Regions from separate parts of the Homo sapiens genome. Here region 2 is linked to region 1. The links are chromatin contacts, found by Hi-C or POLR2A ChIA-PET in ENCODE. All regions are on one chromosome and are shown on one strand. Each heading gives the region's core, a stretch centred on a gene start or an enhancer-like site at or near the end of the contact. The rest is flanking DNA. Distances are from core to core; before and after follow the strand shown. Region 1 overlaps CD9 (CD9 molecule). Region 2 holds the start of PLEKHG6 (pleckstrin homology and RhoGEF domain containing G6).

Evidence for each region. Hi-C counts contacts between places; a loop is a spot of excess contacts on that map. ChIA-PET counts read pairs that join two places held with the same protein, here RNA polymerase II (POLR2A). Pooled maps may share reads with other maps.
Region 2: a loop to region 1 is called in a map of PC-9, with 7 times the contacts of the local background. The contact joins the promoter of PLEKHG6 here to the enhancer-like site in region 1. A Hi-C loop is called at or near these places in 1 of 168 maps with a recorded cell type or tissue (PC-9) and 1 of 50 pooled maps. POLR2A ChIA-PET finds 5 or more read pairs at or near these places in 5 of 52 experiments (Caco-2, GM12878, HCT116 and 2 more).

The regions. Positions count from the first base shown.
Region 1 is chr12:6,214,758-6,217,852 of GRCh38, reverse strand. The region is part of intron 1 of CD9 (CD9 molecule); the gene reads right to left. Among named protein-coding and RNA genes, the nearest start is that of CD9, 16 kb to the right of the region's middle. RefSeq lists enhancers at 1,995-2,498, 2,499-3,000, 3,001-3,095 and a silencer at 2,376-2,670. Within about 2 kb of position 1,757, at least 24 of the 41 ENCODE cell types and tissues checked have a DNase peak (open chromatin) inside an H3K27ac peak, as active enhancers do; they include HCT116, PC-3 and PC-9, where a contact is called at or near this core.
Region 2 is chr12:6,308,790-6,311,931 of GRCh38, reverse strand. PLEKHG6 (pleckstrin homology and RhoGEF domain containing G6) reads right to left here and starts at 1,250. Exons shown (of 16, transcript NM_001384598.1): 1 at 1,084-1,250. RefSeq lists a silencer at 1,304-1,353 and an enhancer at 1,716-2,436.

The sequences.
Region 1 (3,095 bases), core at 508-3,007:
AGTGATTTCTTGCTGAGGATGCCTTGGCCTTGAGGTGGCCATATCTACCACTTTGGGAGGGGTTGGAGGTGGGCAGTGGTGAGTGGATGGAGTCCAGGAAGGAGGGAGAACTTTCTTCCCAACTTCCCATTGTCCTCCTGGAAAAGCAATGGCTACTTGGTTACTCTGCTGAGCCCATGGTCAAAATGATACACAATTTTCAACAAGGGACAGGTGGCTTAATAGAAAGAATAGTGAGCTGCTGCCTGCACAGCTGTGCCACCTAGGGCCTGCTTCTTTATGGGGTGGGCATCAGAATCATCTGGGAAAATACTTGTTTTTTTGAGACAGGTCTCAATCTGTCACCCAGGCTGGAGTACAGTGGCACAATCTTGGCTCACTGCAACCTCTGCTTCCCGGGCTCAAGCGATCCTCCTACTTCAGTCTCTCAAGTAGCTGGCACCACAGGTGGAAGCCACCATACATGGCTAATTTTTTTTTTTCTTATTTTTTTTGTAGAGACAGGGTTTCACCGTGTTGCTCAGGCTGGTCTTGAACTCCTGAGCTCAAGCAATCCACCCACCTTGGCCTCCCAAAGCTTGGGATTACAGGTGTGAGCCATGGCACCCAGCCTACCTGGGGGATTTCTAAACATGCACCTGCCTCAGCAATCCCAGGGGACTCTTTGTGCTCCCAGGGATTCTATTGCACGCCTCTGTTGAGAATGACTGGACTGTGATGGATATAAACTTGGGCTCTAATTCTGGCACTGCTACCTAGGAGCTCTCTGACACTACACACTTTCCTCAGCTTCTCTGAACGTTACAGTCCTCGTTTGTGGAAAAAAAACAGTATGATACCTGTCCTGCCTTCAACGTAGGTTGAAGGAGAGGATTAAATAAAGTGATGCATGTAAAACATTCTGAAAACTGTGAAGTGTTACAGCCAGCCGGATTCCATAGGGAAAAAAAATGACAATAATAATAAACCCTGAGAAAGACGTGAGGTGACACTGGGTCAATTCATGGGCCCTCTGTGGACGGCTGTTGTGTCCTCCTGTGATCGGAGAAGGCGGCTGGGTGGCAGCGGGGGAATTTAGGACACTGGGGTTCTGTTTCCTGGTTTGTGTGGGAGTCTGTGTGAGCGCTGGGTAGTGGAGGAAAATGGATAAACTTATCTGCTTCACACCTGCAAACTGCCATCCAGAGCTCCACTAAGACTGGATGGGAATGGCCAAAGGAAAGTGGGGAAGGAAGGCTAAAGGGAGACTGTTGGCTCAGATTTTAGGCTTCTGTCCTTCCTTGGATCACAAACTGCTTCCGTGGGCAAATTAACCCTGCTGAAAGGAGTTATTACAGCAGCAGATAACAGAGAGAGAGGGGATTTTCCTGGGTTGGGCAGGAGAGGAAACCTTGGCCTCTTTATCACCCTCCTTCAATAAGATGCTTGTCAGCCCTGGTTTTTGTTTTTGTCATCTACTAAACTTGGGAGAGCATTAGTCATAGTTGTCCATAGCACCCAGGAAGTAAGCAACACACCAAATACTGGGGATGCAAGTTTCCCACACCAGCAGTTTTCCAGGCCCCAAAATACCAGTCACGCTTTAAGAAAGCCACAGAAGTGGAGATAGGCCCTCCCTCTTCGCACAGACTTCAACATTTAAAAACAAGTCAGGCCACCCAGACCTGTGGGCTCTGGGCCTCGCCCATCTCCATGGCAACCCTTGGCTCACTACTGCATGCCAAGCCTTGGATGGGCTGATTCACTCCTCAGGAAGCCGGGCCAGGCAGTGCCAGCAAGAACAAACAGGATCCCGATGCCCACAGCCTCCTCCAACCCTCTCTGTGTCCTCCTCTCCCACCTCCAAATGAAGGCTGGGGCTGTTGTCTTTGGAAGGGCAAAGCCACTTGGGCAGGACTAGAGGCTTTGGGGTGCTCCCTTATCCAGCTCCACCACACAGTAAACACCGGGAACAAGAAAACCAAAACTCCGCTGTAATCAGCAGAAGAAATTGCCACGACTTGCTCTCCTTAAGCGTCCCAACTAAACTACTGTAATAGCTCATGGCGGAATTTCTAGATGACAACAGGGCATATTACTAACTTTAGTTTTACTACAGCCAAGTTGAAAAGCCCCAGAGATCACAGCCCTAGAGAACCAGAACTCCCTTTTGTAGGTATGACTGGTTGGTCAGGCGCATCCTGGGGGCCATCTCTCCTCTCCAGACAACTTCTGCTCTTGGGACTTCTACCGAGCCACTGTCTGAAGGCAGTGCTCAAACCTTCAGAAATTCTTATCTTCAAAGGCAACCCAGGAAACTCTTCTCTATGCCAGTCCAGCAGCTCTCGAAATGACCCCAGACCAGCAGCAGGATGACCCAGGAACCTGGACATGCAAATTCGCAGTTCCCTCCTAGACTCACTCAGTGAAACTGGAGTGGGACTGGGCCGGCACTCTGTTTTCCAACACCTCCCCAGGTGACTCTCATCACGCTCAAGTTTAAGAACCACTACTCTAGGCCTTCATTTACACACCAATAATCAGGAAGGACAGAGAAAAGCTCTCTCTGGGGGTTCTGAATCCAGAGAATAGCTTTCTAAATGCCAGTGCCGAAAAGCCTGAAGGCATGGATGGGAGGTGTGAGCTTCCTCTGAGCTGGAGGTGCTTTGTGTGTGTTAGGGAGAGCTCACTGCCCAGCCCCACGAGGGAGCAGGACTGGCACCTACTACTTTACACTCCGATCTGGAGAGTGGGGCATTTGGGGGCTCAAATGCTTTGACCAGCACTGTGAGCCACGGGGAGGGAACCTGGGGTCACCCTGGAAATGCGGCATTGTGACCATTAAGGGTGAGGATGCAGAGAGGTGGGAAGGCAGGAAGAGGTAAGAAAGGAGAGAGAACGGCTGGACAACTCTGTGCTGAACCCACTGAGCCAGGAAGTCATGGTAAAGGGCTCAAGTTGGAACCTGCGTTTGGCTCCCAAATGCACATCCACCACCCAGGCCCTGCCTGCGTGAACTCTCCTCTGGTAACAGGCCCTGGTGACTCAGTGGGCCCGTGAGAGGCTCCCACAACCTGCAGCAGGGCACTCCTGGTAAGAACCTCCCCCCTGAATTC
Region 2 (3,142 bases), core at 1-2,500, 95 kb before region 1:
CTCTCTCACATGTGTGCATATTTGGGGTACAAGCTCCTGCACTGGTCTCAAATGGGAACAAGGGTCACAGACAGGTCTCGGGCTTTCTGGATACACCCAGGTGGGAGGGTTCTCCTTGCACCTAGATATAACCCCATCCCCTTCCCCATATAAAGCTTGGGAAAAAGCTGGAGGGAGGCCATGGTGGGTGGGGTGGGCTGGGAGTGGGGGTGGCTGGAGACAGCCCAGTCTGCCACCAGTTTTTGTACAGCCTGTAAGCCTTTACATATTTACATAGTTGAAACAACTGCTGCCCCCCCTGCAAAAAAGCCACCAATATTTTGGGACAAGTAAATATTACATGATATTCAAATTCAGTGTCCATAAACACAGTTTTGTTGGAATCCATCCTCTTCTGCTGGTCTCCTAATAACCTGTGACTGCTTCTTGCTAGTTGGGACAGACGGTGTAGGCCGCGAAGTCTCTAATCTTTACTGTCTGGCCTTTACTGAAAGGCTTGCCCATCTCCTACCTGAACCCTCCTGACCACAGACAGGGAGGTGAGTGGGGCCAGCTGTCCGGCCACTGCCCTTAGAGACCAGCCAAATAGAATTAGAGTTTCTCCAGTTTCGGGCTATATATTTGGTCCTCCCCAGACTCTGGGAATACCACCATGGAGCTGGGGGCCAGGCGTGGGGCTCCATCCCTCCCCCCTAAACCTGGAGGGAGGGCCCGCCCTCGAGTGGGCAGGGCCTGGAAGAGGAGAGGCCTCCTAAGGGGCGGTGGGCTCAAGAAGGCTGCGCAGGTGTTTGTGCCCCGACCGGGTGGGCCTGAGGTCCTGCCTCAGCCCTCCCTTACCTTCCTCCGATTCAGGAGCAGAGGAGGAAACGTTCGCTGTCCCTCCTGCCGCCTCCCAATAGTCCTCCCTCTGAGGGCGCTGTCTCCCTCGCACTGCTCCCTACCCAGGGTCCTGTCTCAGCCCAGCCCCCGGCTCCCCTCCTCCCGCCTTCGGGAGGCCAGGCCTTCCTTCCCCTTCGCCCCGGCTTCCAGGCCCCGGGTCCCGGCCGCCCCGCCCCCGGGCCGCGTAGCCCTCCCGCCGCTCACCTGTGCCCACAGGTGTCACCGCACCCGCTGCCCTGCGCCGCCCTCCCCGCCCGCGGGGCTCCCCGTCGCCGTCGGCTCCCCGGCGATGCCAGCCAGCCCCGATGCCCAGCCTGGGACTGGGATCGAGCGGCCCGCGGGAGCCGGGCAGCGCGGGTCCGGGCGAGGAGGGCGGGGACCGGGCTGGCCCCTCCCTACCGCCAGCACCGCTCGGGGCAGAGGGGCAGAGGGGCGGGGCCCTGGGGACCGAGCAGCCCCCGCCCTCACGCAGCCACCGCCTTCCCCGGAGAGGACAGCTCACGTGGCGGTGCCCTCCTTTCCCCTTTTCGGTCGCACCTGAACTCGACACCCGCCGGCCGAGCGGGAGGGCTGGGACCGCGCGCCCTCCACTCCGGGCCAGACCCCCGCGAGGCGCTGCAGTAATGAGGGCTGAGTAAGGGGCGGGGCGCCGCCGGGGGAGGCGGCGAGGGTGACAACCTGTGGCAGGCACCCCTCTCTCCTGCTGGTCGCGGCGAGTGGCCGGCCGTCCGGTCCTCCCCCTGCCTCGGCCTAGACCCCTAAGCAGGCAGGGAGCCCGCCTGCCAGCTGGAGGGGCAGGGGGCCCCGTCGCTGTGTGGAGTCCAAAGTGTGAGCCTTATCTCTCAGAGGACCGGCTGGCCTGCCTGGTGGAAGGTGATACTGGAAGGCTATCCTGGACTTTGCCTTTGCTCCAGGGATAGGCAGCTGAGGCCTGACCCGCACTTCTCCTATGACCTAAGACTCAGGTGGGGGCACCCTCCCAGTTCACCTGCAAATAAGCCCACTCCCGGCTACACCAGGGTCACCCAGCCCTTGCGGTGGCTGCTAAAATAGATGCTGTGGGGCCAGGCGCGATGGCTCACGCCTGTAATCCCAACACTTTGGGAGGCCGAGGCGGGCGGATCACAAGGTCGGGAGATGGAGACCAGCCTGGCCAATATGGTGAAACCCCGACTCTACTAAAAATACAAAAATTAGCTGGGCATGGTGACGGGCGCCTGTAGTCCCAGCTACTTGGGAGGCTGAGGCGGGAGAATCGCTTGAACCTGGGAGGTGGAGGTTGCAGTGAGCCAAGACAGCACTACTGCACTCCAGCCTGGGCAACAGAGTGAAACTCCATCTCAAAAAAAAAAAAAAAAAAAAAGAAAGAAAAAGAAAAAGATGCTGTGGAAGGACTGACACATGCTGGGCATTGCATGAAAGGACCATACTTTATTTTCTTTATTTTTAAAATTTATTTTTTAAAAAGAAAATAGAGACAATATCTTGCTGTGTGGCCCAGGATGGACTCCAACTCCTGGGTTCAAGCGATCCTCCTGCTTCGGTTTCCCCACCTTTTCACTTCTCCAAATCATGGCACCTCGTCTGACAGAAGCACTGGATATTTGAGATAGAAGTGTCCTGTGGATGTGTGGTCATTATAATCTCACAACCATGAAACCCAAGACCCTGTAGTTGGCAGGTGGCAGGTCTGAGGCTCCCAGCCCCTCACCCTGACTGTGGTCTATTTCCTGCCAATGAACTCAACAGTGATTGATACGGCTCCTTACTTCTTCAGAGCATCCTGAAGTTCAGGAAACACTTTCAGAAGCAGAATCTCCTTGAGTTGCCAGGGGAAAAGGCCTCTATTCCCTTTTCCCATCTAGGCTATGAAACGCATACATGATCAGAGTGTTCTAGTCCTCACTCGGACTCTGGTGACTCTATTTTGTTTGGAGGAGGAATCTATATCTTTGGGCAGTTTCTAATTTTGTATTCCCTGTGTCCATCCTCAAATCTGCCCTCTGGGATTCTCTTTCTCTGAGCTTGCTGTTGTGTGATTGCTCTGCTGGTTCAGAAGTGTCCTCTGTTCCTCCAGCTCCTTGAACCAGCCTGTCTCCTGCTCCTGGCCCAGCTGGTGGTGGGACTAGTTTTCGGGGGTGAAGTCAGGTGGGAAAGGAACTGCAGTGGCAAGAAACCAGAGTGTGCCTAGTTCCTAGCCCTTCCCTCTTCCCATTCACTGTGTGTGTGTGTGTGTGTGTGTGTGTGTGTGTGTGTGTGTGTG